Regions from separate parts of the Homo sapiens genome. Here region 1 is linked to region 2. The links are chromatin contacts, found by Hi-C in ENCODE. All regions are on one chromosome and are shown on one strand. The core of a region is the stretch at or near the end of the contact, and the rest is flanking DNA. Distances in the headings are between cores, read along the strand shown. Region 1 overlaps NTRK2 (neurotrophic receptor tyrosine kinase 2). Region 2 holds the start of NTRK2 (neurotrophic receptor tyrosine kinase 2).

Region 1 (5,987 bases), core at 995-3,494, 90 kb after region 2:
AAATGCCGTCGAAAAATTAGAATGGTAACAATTGAATGCACTCTTGTTTTTCAAAATTTCAAGGAGTTTAGAAATACCTAAACATAAAAATGGATGTTCCCATCACCTTCTTCTGCATGACCATTTCCACTCCTAGAAATAACTTTCTTTAACTGTATAGGGTGCATATAGTATGTAAACAATCAAATATATGGCTTCATTTTTGATTCCATAAGGAAATTATAATACCAGTCTTGTTCTGCATTTTTTGGGGGTAACAATTTGCCTTGCGGATTTTTCTTTATCAGTACCTAGCTATCTACTACATTCCATTTAATAGTATTTCCCAGTTGTCTGATATCAGGCTACTTGGATCTGAAACCTGGCTCTGCCTCTTACGAGCTATGTGACTTTGAGCAAATATCTCATCCTCTCTTGCCTCGGTATTTCCGTCTGTAATGGGACAATACTAATACCTAACCCATAGGGTTGTTATGAAGACAAACTGAGCTTATATATATAAACCACTTGGGAATGTTTCTGACACTTAGTAATTGCTCTATAAATATGTAATGTTGTTAATATTATTGACAAATTATGATTTATTTGACTTTTCTTCTTTTAATGGACATTTATGTTTTTACCAAGTTTTCAGAAAATTATTTCAAGTAATTTTCAAATAATATCTTCTGTATAAAGATAGATACTTGGAAATGTATTGCTAGGAGGAAAGATATATATGTTTAAATGTGAATAGATTACCTTGCATAAATGCCTTTCCAATTTAGTCTCCCACTAACAGTATGTAAGGATACCCTTTCATTTCTTACTCTGATCTATACTGAATATTATCAATCTTTTGGCTATTTGAGTTTAAATGATACATTGATTAATAATGAATGTAAATATCTTTATCATGTGAAAAATAAGAGTAATGTTTATTTTTATTGTTGAGTTATAGATATACTTTGCCAATTATATATATATATTTATTTATTCATGATATTTGTGGCTCATATTTTCTTCTAGTCTTTTGACTTTTTGATAGTGTCTTTTGGTAACCAAAGAGATTTACCTTTTTATAAAAGCAAATCTGTCCATCTTTTCCATTTAAGTTGTGTCTTGCTTAGGAAGATCTTTCCTGCTCTAAGGTGGTAAACATATTTCTAAATATTTATTTCACTAGTTTTTTACTCTATGTATTTTTTAAACTTAGCCCTTTAGTCTTTTTGTAATTATTATTATTATTATTATTATTGAGACAGAGTTTCACTCTTGTTGCCCAGGCTGGAGTGCAGTGGCATGATCTCGGCTCACCACAACCTCTGCCGCCCAGCTTCAAGTGATTCTCCTGTCTTAGCCTCCTGAGTAGCTGGGATTACAGGCGTGCGCTACCACGCCCGGCTAATTTTGTATTTTTATTAGAGATGGGGTTTCTCCATGTTGGTCAGGCTAGTCTCAAACTCCCGACCTCAGGTGATCCACCCGCCTCAGCCTCCCAAAGTGTTTGGATTATAGGCGTGAGCCACCGCACCCGGCCTTTTTGTAATTATTTTATTAAACTTTGGTATGAAGTAGTCCTCTCTTTTTCAGAGACGTATAGAATAAAGATATTTGAATAAATTCTAGTGTGACATTTTCATAGAGATGAATAATAATATTTTAAATTTCTTGTATCAGAAAGCCACTAATAAAGCAAAAGAGAAATTTTGAAAATCTCAGTAATTAACTCTTTCTTTGTGAAACAAGTAATGAACTTTGCCAGTTCTTTCTTATAGCATGGGAATATAAACCACACAAAATAGTATCAGAGAAATAAGTTTTCACAGAAACCCTTTGTTAAACTACTCTCCTCCCAGCTTCAAGTGGAGTTCAAAGTCTATCTCAGCACTCTCTTAAGAGGCAACAAAATTTGTCAATATCAACCAAGTCCTCAGAAATTTCAGAAAAGACATTCAGTTGAAAGAGTCATTGAGTAAGGTAACAAAATGAAAATGAATCTAGAGAAAAGAATTAGTCCAAGTGTTCCTTTTCTGTTGTTTGGCGATGCTATAGAAAGCTTTTCCCGTGTGTTTGTGAGGTGAGGATCTACTTTTTAAAGTCTCTTACTTCTTTCCCTGCCAACATTTGGCTTCTGTCTATCTGAGAGCAGAAGATGCTTATTCTTTACAACATATTGAAAATGTGTGTCAGACTTCTAAGAATTGGCTAGAGTAGCCCAGACAGGAAGCAAAAGAATCGGCATCTCTGCCTTTAGCCTTGTAGGTGGATGCACTCTACCTTTTAATTGCTGGTTTTACCTGGGAATTCCCACAACCGCAGCATGATTCATGTGAGAGCTCTTGTTTTCCTGTAATGTAGAAAGTGCATGCAATATTGTTTGGGACTTTCCATGCTAGTATTTTCACTAAAGGTGAAAGAGCCTATAAAAAATTAGATTTTGTACTTAAAGGTCAGGAAATATTGTTACCACTTCTTTGGTCTTCCATTAACCTTGGGGGGAATTTGCTTTGACCTCCTCACATAGCTTATGGCCTATTTCAGACAGGACTTTCAAAATCTGAAAATCTTCTGGTTTTCTTCTTCTTTTCCCCCTTCACTTCTCTTTTACCTTTCGTTGTTTTCCCTGTCATTTTGTCCTGCATGTCTTTGCTTTCTAATTTTATATTTTTTCCTCTCTTGTTTTTCTTCCATCTCATTCCTAACATCTGATTTTGGTGGAAAAGCTTTTCAGAATTTATGAAGAAGACAGATAATAACTTGGCTTAAATTCTAACATATGCTTTGATTTTATCTTACTTTATTTTGAGCAAGAATACTAAATGACTATGGGAATACATTTAGCTCTAAATCAGCAGAATTGTCACGTGGCACTTCAGAAGACAGCCTGTTTGAATAATGCACATCCTTCATGTTTGTAAGTTGTTAACTCCTGAGTCTTCAACCCAAGGAACATATAGGAAAGTAATATTGAAGACATATGAATCAAACATGCTTGAGTTTAAATCCCAGATCTCCCGCCTGCTGGTCATCATTTTGGGCAAATTGTTAAACTCTAAATCTTAATTCCTCTTTGGTAAATTGAGGGAATAATACTCATCTCTTCAGGTGATTATAAGAATTAAATCAGTGCTTAGTTTAGTATCTGTCTCTTTAAACTAATTCTCTAAGAGGTAGTTACTTTTCAGATTTATGTTTTAGTAATACATTATTAAAGAAAATATTATAGGGTGATTCTTGTTGAATTCATATTGAATCTGGAATGCAGAAAAATGTCGCAAATGTAAACAGTGAATATTAGTGTTTCCAGGTTTATTAGTTGAGTCTATAGAAAAAAATTGTAATTACAATGTGTATCTACTTTATGGGTATGTATCATGAATACAAATGTGCTGATATGTGTGCTTCTTTTAAGCCCTTCAGCCCTTTAATACACTATGTGTGAATTATTGCAAATTCTTAATTTTATTGTCCTCTGAAGAATTCATCACTTTAAATTATTTTGGGGTTTATAAAAACTTGTTTCATTGATTGATTGATTTGGTATGTAGGTTTTAGCAGTTTTTCAGGGGAGAAATATTTTCCAAAGTAAAGAGGTGGAAAGGGCAGGAATGGGAGGGGGATGGGACCCCCCAACACCCACTAGCTTAGATCTAAAAACACGACCTCATGGAAACTTCTAATGTGTTTCCCTTTTGTACAGAAAGGATTATAACTGCTAAAGTGATTTATTTTAAAAAATAGGCCTTAATTCTGATGTATGTACAGCCTGCTAGAAAGGAAAAGAGGGATTGTCAAGAAATTAAATTCTTCCTTATGCAATAGATTGTCATTTATATTATTATAACCACAGACCCTGCATTTTCTGTGAGAAAGCCAAGGCTTGGACAGGCTAACAGTGGTGGAAGACCTTTGTTTTTATCAAAGCGTCAGCAAAAGCAGAAACACATTGGCCTTTTCTGTGATCATCTGGGAACTTTAGTGGCCTGAGGACAAAGAGAATGAGAGAGAGAATGAGCCAGTGAGCTAGTGACCTGATCTCTATTTCAATTCTTTAAGTCTTTTGTAGACATTAATATCCTGGATTGAAGCAGAAGAGTCATCTCTGTCTTCAGCGACAGTGTAAGGAAGGAAGGGGGAGGTGACTTAAGGGGTGAGGGTGCTGTGGGGAGGGAGAATGTTGAGAATGAAGTGGTGTTTCTATTTATGGTTGTGGTTGTCAACTTTAGAAGTCCTGGCAAGACTTGAGTATAGTCAACCACCCAACTGAGCCTTTCCTGCACTTGCTTCCTGGATTGCCTGTAAATGAAAATTGCATAAAGACCAGAAATATTATAATAGTACAGGACAGAGAATCATCTGAGCCTCCCCTCCAGCTTTAATATCTACCACCTTGTTACAAAACCATTATATACAATCACACACTCACTACAAAAGTCTGCCCTGCACTTCTGGTGAGATCCTTTATTATTATGGTGTGTAATGATGTAATCTTTTTCTCTATTGTGTAGCCACAGTCTCTTTACTGTTGACATATGAAATACTGCATCTGGAGCCAACACTAAATATCCCTGACTATACCTTCAAATGTGCGGTCATCTCCAGAAAATATTGCCTCTAAGTTATCAATAGAAGGTATTTTCTATTTAGTTGGCATTCCCAGTGAATCTGTTTACTGTTAATTTGCAGGTAGCATGCATCTTGTCAGAGTGATATGGTTTGGCTATGTCCCCACCCAAATATCATCTTGAATTGCATCTCCCATAATTCTCATGTGTCTTGAAAGGGACCTGATGGGAGGCAATTGAATCATGGGGGTGGGTCTGTCCCATGCTGTTCTCGTGATAGTGAATAAGTCTCACACGATCTGAGGTTTTTTTTTTATAAAGAGCAGTTCCCCTACACAAGCTCTCTCTTGCACACTGTCATGTAAGAAGTCTCTTTGCTCTTCCTTCATCTTCCACCACAATTGTGAGACCTCAGCCCTGTGCAACTGTGGGTCCGTTAAACCTGTTTCCTTTATAAACTACCCAGTCTTGGGTATGTCTTTATTAGCAGCATGAGAACAGACTAATAAACAAGGGTACCTTTGACATTCCAGCTTGAGAGCAAAGAGAGGCAGCCCTGCCTTAGCCATCTCTTCCTGGAATGGTGTGGATGTCAGGGAGCAGCTCAACATGTGGGCTGTTTCTTGATCTTTTAAGTCAGACTTCATAGCATGGCTTTGTCATTTTGTTTGAAGTAAATCCTTGAAACATTAGATGTTTCTATATTGAAATGACATGCATTCCATAGCCCAAAAGACATAATTTCTGTGTTATTTACTTGTAGCCTTTCCTCTATGAGTGAGGACAAGTGCAAGGTGATTTTAGAGGTAGATTTATGTGCATATTATGTAATCGTTTATCCCTCACATTATATCTTCGTTTTCCTGTGATGTCATGGCAGAGGGTGGATTAATCAGTAAAATGTCTAGGATTGGATTGAGAATGAGCAGACACCTATCTCAGGCACAACCTGTGAGCCATGTGACTTTATTTTTCTATTGTTCAATGAAGTATACCCTTTTAGCCCTTTCTGTACTGAGTAGCAGAAAATTAATCTCCTACCACTCTGGGTAATCTCAGACAATGGTGGGTAATCACAAAAAATTCCACACTTTCTCTGTCACTTCAGGTCTCTCACTTTCCTCTCCCTTACTCAGGTTGCATTTGCCTTTCTGGGAAATAGTGGAGAGTGTGCTGCAAGTTCAATAAAGTGCCACAGTGTGGCCTTGGTGGTAATTTCTGTATGCTGGTGGCTGTCCATCTTCCCAGTTGTCCTTGGCCACCACTCTATTCAAGTCATAGGTGTACCATCTTGTGTTCCTAACCAAGTTCTGCCACCTTCATATGTGTCTCCGCAAGGGTGTCTTTGCAGCTTTGGGGACATGGAAAATACTGAGACTGGCCCCCACTGTCTCTGCGTAGACATACTATGCAGAGACATACTATTCCCCTACTTTATTA
Region 2 (5,858 bases), core at 2,964-5,463:
TGTATGAAATTGGTATTCTTTTTCCTTCATTGTTTTGTAGAATTCACCAATGAAGCCATCTGGGAGTGGAGTTTTCTTTGTGGAAAGTTTTAAACCAGACATTCAAGTTTTACAATAGATATAGGATTATTTAGGTAATCTGTTTCTTCTATAGTGAGTTTCATTGGCTTTTTATCTCTCATAGAATATGTTCATTACATTTAAGTTGTTAAATTTATTTGCATAAAGTTGTTCACAATATATCCATAGTATTTAATATCTATGAAATATTCAGTGTTTTAATTGCTCTCATTACTGTTATTGGTCCTTTGTGTTTTCTCTTTTTTATTTCTGATCAGTTGGACTAGCTGTTTTTATTGATCTTCACAAAGAACCAGCTCTTGATTTAATTAATTTTCTCTATTGGTTTTATGTTTTCTATTTCATTATTTTCCACTCTGCTCTGTATTATTTCTTCTCTTCTGCTTACCTCGTGTTTAATTTGTTCTTTTTTTCCCTCTGATTTCTTAAGGTGGAAGCTGAGGTCATTGGTTAGAGATCTTTCTTCTTTCCTGATACAGGAATTTAGTGCTATAAAATTCCCTCTAAAAACTGCTTTAGTTGTATCACACAAATTCTGATACATAGTGTTTTACATTTTCCTTTTGATTTGTTTTAACTCTATTCGCTTTAATCTTTTGCGTGCTTCTTTCTCTGGCCTCAGGTAGCTTTATTACCTGCATGTGTCAATCAGCACTATGCTGAATACTTGAGAGGAACCCTCTGCAGATGTCCATAGTTCTTTCTGGGCAATACTCTTCTCTTTGCTACTCTGTCTTGTGAACTCTGCACTCCTTGATTTCTCTTGAGCTAGTCTCCTCAACTTAGGTAGATGGCCTCTGCCTGGGTTCCTTCTCTCTGAACGATGACCTTCATTGTCTTATATCCATTGTCTTAACTTTAATATATTTTGTTCAGTGTTTTGGTCATATGATTGAGAGAACAAATCCGTTCCCTATTACTCCATTTTAATCAGAAGTTGGCAGTATTCTTGCTTATTTTTTTACAACTCAGTATTGGATGTTAAAATCAATGTATTGAGTTATTACATGCATTCAGAAATGAAATGGTGTAGAAGAGAAAAGGATATATTAGTTTATGTACTAAGGGTAAGTAAGTTTTGTATTATGACACTTCTTTTTTAGTTAGTATATGCCTTTATGTATGTGTTCATTGGGTTGTGATATAAAAGGCATTTCTTATTGTGGATCATGGTCAAAAGAGTTTGAGAAACATTGCTCTAGGTACATCATGGTTCAGTGCAGGTAGGAACCTGCAGCACTTAATTTCTATGCCTGCATTCAAGGGATCTAGAAAAAAGTCATCTCTATATTGTTCATCTGAAAAATGTTCATCATCTCTTACAAAGGTGTGATCTGAGAATCCTTGAAGTGATCTCTGGGACATATCTTATAGGTCTTAAAATCGAGGTAGATCCACAATTCTATCAGTTAAGAAATAGCTACTGATCACCAGTGTGTTCTAGACACTGTCCATGGAGGTGTTCAGTTACTAGCATGAATAAGTGGGAGGCCCTCTCTGGCCCAGTACTGAAGCCTATCTGGCTACTAAATGAGACAGAAAGTAAGGCAAGGTTTTAAGCAGTGCTAGGAGCACTCAGAACGCAAGGAAGATTTGAAATTGTGAAGGTGAGAAGGAGCGTGTCTGGGGGAATTATCCAGGTTCTTGCAGACTTAGAGGTTAAGAAAGTGAGATCTCCTTTATTTTATTTTATTTATTCATTAAAAATACACATATATTTTAACACCTACTATGTCCTTGAGAGATATCAATGAATAAAATAGATAAAAATCCCTGCCTTCATGGAGTGTACATTCTTCTGGGAGAAATTTTAAAAATATATATAATAAGTAAATTATCTGTCCAAAGGACAAACTGCTATGGTTGAAATAGTAGAGCAGAAGTAGGGTGATTAGAAGTAGGACCGCAAATCCTAATTTTAAGTGGGAGATAGTGGAATATATTTAGAATCCAACTATAATAGTAGCATATATTTACTCTAATAGAAACTCTACAAATATTCCAACATAATTAGACTCTTCTGGTGTACAAACCACCGTAAGACTGCCTATTCTCCATACCGCATTGACATGCTGCAGCCACTAGGGCGAAAATGGGCCGTTTCTTAGAAAAATGGGCTCAGAGTATGGGAGTGTGAGAGAAATGTGGGTGATTACGCACACACTCCTTCCTTCCCCAAGTGTTCCTCAGGGGCTTCTCCGCTTAAGGTTCACTGACAAGACAGGCGGAGTTTTACGTGCGTCTGAGACCAGGTCATTTTTGCCCTTGGCGTCTCTTCCTTGGCGCGTCCTCACCTAGTAGAGAATAGAGGCGCAGCTCAGGAGTAAACTTCAGCCTGGCCGTTCACCACTCGATGTGTGTTACAGCCGAGTGACAGTGGTGAGATAGACCTGCTGGCCTTGCTTTCGGGACCTGCAGCAAGATTTTTGGGTGCTGTCCAAGAATTCCCGCGGTTACACTCAGCGCCCAGGATCTGTACAAAAAAGCCCCAATAGATGTTTTACGTTCCCTTCGTAATATTTAACGCTTGGCCTAGATCCGAGCATTCACTCTAACGTTCGGTTTCTTGATCCTTCCCATCCCCAAACTCTGCGGGTAGATCAGTGACTATTACTATATTTTGAACGAGACTCCAACCCATTGCTCTCTCGAGAGAGAAGGATTGCCCGCCTTTTTCCCCCGGGCAGGAGCTCGGCGAGGCCAGGAGAGCCGCGCACCGGCCGGGCAGGGACGCGCAGGCGTCGGGCGCCGCTGGTTGCGCATCTGGCGCCAGAGCGCGCCCCCAGCGCTGTGCCCGCCGCGACCCGGGCCATGGGCTGGTGCTCCGGAGCGTGCCGGGCGCTCTCTCCCCGCGCGGGGGCACCAGAGCCCTCGGAAGTGTCAGGCACTGCGGTGTATTTTCCCCGTTCTCTTTTAAATGACTGCGGAAAAACAGATTCCGAGCCGCAAAAGGGAAGACGGATTCTCAGACAAGGCTTGCAAATGCCCCGCAGCCATCATTTAACTGCACCCGCAGAATAGTTACGGTTTGTCACCCGACCCTCCCGGATCGCCTAATTTGTCCCTAGTGAGACCCCGAGGCTCTGCCCGCGCCTGGCTTCTTCGTAGCTGGATGCATATCGTGCTCCGGGCAGCGCGGGCGCAGGGCACGCGTTCGCGCACACCCTAGCACACATGAACACGCGCAAGGTACGGCAGGGGAGCAAGGGCTTGGGATGCCCTACGTGGGGGTGGGCATCGCGGGGAGTGAATCCACGATCTGGGAATGGCTACATCCCGTCAGGTTAAAGGATGAGAGAAAATGACGCGGCGCCACACATCGGACAGGCCAGGGTGGCCACCGAGCATTTAGAATACGCATCAGGCGCGCTCCCTTCCCCTCACATGTCTCTATTTCCCGGGCGTGTGATGGCAGAAAACGGCAGGAAAAAGACCCACTTAGAGAGCTAGAATTGTGTTTGGAGACTCCCTTCCCTCTGCAAAAGCACCAACAGGAAGCCCCTCCAAAACCACCGATCCCCAAATAGGTGGCCCGGAATGGGGGCGGTGATCCTTGGTTACCAATGCAGAACACGTTTTGGTGTTTACAACATTTATTTATTTTTAGGATAGCTTGCCCTCCCTTTTAGGCAGGGTGGGAAAGGAGAACGCGGGGAGGGAGAAGGGAGGGAGGATTCCTATAATAAGAATCAGCGCATTTTTCAGAGCTGAACCAAGCACGGTTTCCATTTCAAAAAGGGAGACAGCCTCTACCGCGATTGTAGAAGAGACTGTGGTGTGAATTAGGGACCGGGAGGCGTCGAACGGAGGAACGGTTCATCTTAGAGGTACCTGGATGTAAATGCACACACACACACAGACACACACACGCACGCGCGTGCATGTCTACACGGCCAGGATGTGTGCGTGTGTGCGCGCGTGTGTGAACTCCCACATGCTGCTGCTGTCTGCTTCTGGCCAGTGGCACCGATGCCTCCCTCCTCCCTGCTCGCCCCCAGATTCCCCTCCCCTCCCTGGTGCTTTTGTCTGGAGGGTGTTATGGGTTTGTGTGTGTATGAGCGTGTGTGTGTTTTTGGATTTCAGACTAATTTTCTGGAGTTTCTGCCCCTGCTCTGCGTCAGCCCTCACGTCACTTCGCCAGCAGTAGCAGAGGCGGCGGCGGCGGCTCCCGGAATTGGGTTGGAGCAGGAGCCTCGCTGGCTGCTTCGCTCGCGCTCTACGCGCTCAGTCCCCGGCGGTAGCAGGAGCCTGGACCCAGGCGCCGCCGGCGGGCGTGAGGCGCCGGAGCCCGGGTGAGCAGCGCAGATAGTGCCCTCGGTCGCCTCGGCCCTCACTGTCTCCCCCTGGGGCGGCCTCGGCTACTCCCCAGGTGGGACGTGCCGCGCCACCTGCCCGCGCCACCGGCACCCAGCGGCCGTGGCGGATTCTGCAGCATCATTCGGGGGCCCCGTCGCGGAGCCAAAGCCGCCGGCAGTCTCCGCATTCCCCTTTAAAGGGTCCTTCGCCCGGCCTGTACCATGGAATCCTGTCTTGGGGACCCTTTCCCTACCTCCCCTCCCTTGGCCTCAGGCTCGAAGAGAGAGTGGGCACACTGGTGGCTCCAGCGGCGTCAGTGCCATCGCGGGGCAAGTTGATTCCTGGGCCGGAGCTGGGCACTCATCCATCCACAGTCTCCGGGCTGGGGTCGGGGTGGGGATGACGCGAGCAGAGAGGGAGAGTGCCCCAATTAGTGGTGTTGGGGGTCCTACGCTCAGTCTTACGCGTGTCTGTTTGTCCTCAGCCTCGAGGTGCATACCGGACCCCCATTCGCATCTAACAAGGAATCTGCGCCCCAGAGAGTCCCGGGAGCGCCGCCGGTCGGTGCCCGGCGCGCCGGGCCATGCAGCGACGGCCGCCGCGGAGCTCCGAGCAGCGGTAGCGCCCCCCTGTAAAGCGGTTCGCTATGCCGGGGCCACTGTGAACCCTGCCGCCTGCCGGAACACTCTTCGCTCCGGACCAGCTCAGCCTCTGATAAGCTGGACTCGGCACGCCCGCAACAAGCACCGAGGAGTTAAGAGAGCCGCAAGCGCAGGGAAGGCCTCCCCGCACGGGTGGGGGAAAGCGGCCGGTGCAGCGCGGGGACAGGCACTCGGGCTGGCACTGGCTGCTAGGGATGTCGTCCTGGATAAGGTGGCATGGACCCGCCATGGCGCGGCTCTGGGGCTTCTGCTGGCTGGTTGTGGGCTTCTGGAGGGCCGCTTTCGCCTGTCCCACGTCCTGCAAATGCAGTGCCTCTCGGATCTGGTGCAGCGACCCTTCTCCTGGCATCGTGGCATTTCCGAGATTGGAGCCTAACAGTGTAGATCCTGAGAACATCACCGAAATGTGAGTTCCTGGAGCTTTTCCTCCTTTTTCTCCTTGCCCCTAGGGCCCGAGCTGGCCAGGTGGGTAGGTCCTGGAAGTGAATGCTGTCCCAAGAGTGGGGAGAAGTCAAAGACAAGGGATGCAGGACAGGGTCATCTGTCAGTTACCTGCTGTTTCACTGGCTTGGGACTGCTAGTGCAGGGAGAAGTGTGACACTTTAGAATAAGTTTCAAATATAGATATACATATGCCGATTATATATTTATTCCTCGTGGGAAGGAACTCACTATGCTTTTTATATTTCAAAGCTCTGCTGGGTGTGCTTTAGGCTTTCAGTATGCACTAACTTAGTTTTGGGCATTTTTGTTTCATAAAGTGCTGTGTGTATGTTGTGTTAGAAGTTCCATTAATATTCACTAGAAAAGAGGTTAAAA

What was found. Hi-C counts contacts between places; a loop is a spot of excess contacts on that map. Pooled maps may share reads with other maps.
Region 1: a pooled map shows a loop between it and region 2 (2.7-fold over the local background). The contact joins the enhancer-like site here to the promoter of NTRK2 in region 2. A Hi-C loop is called at or near these places in 2 of 50 pooled maps.

What each region holds. Positions count from the first base shown.
Region 1 is chr9:84,757,172-84,763,158 of GRCh38, forward strand. The region is part of intron 12 of NTRK2 (neurotrophic receptor tyrosine kinase 2); the gene reads left to right. Among named protein-coding and RNA genes, the nearest start is that of NTRK2, 90 kb to the left of the region's middle. RefSeq lists an enhancer at 2,244-2,443. Within about 2 kb of position 2,245, at least 2 of the 41 ENCODE cell types and tissues checked have a DNase peak (open chromatin) inside an H3K27ac peak, as active enhancers do.
Region 2 is chr9:84,665,516-84,671,373 of GRCh38, forward strand. It overlaps NTRK2 (neurotrophic receptor tyrosine kinase 2), which reads left to right and starts at 4,214. Exons shown (of 19, transcript NM_006180.6): 1 at 4,214-4,373; 2 at 4,862-5,445. The coding sequence starts at 5,234. RefSeq lists a silencer at 2,739-2,958.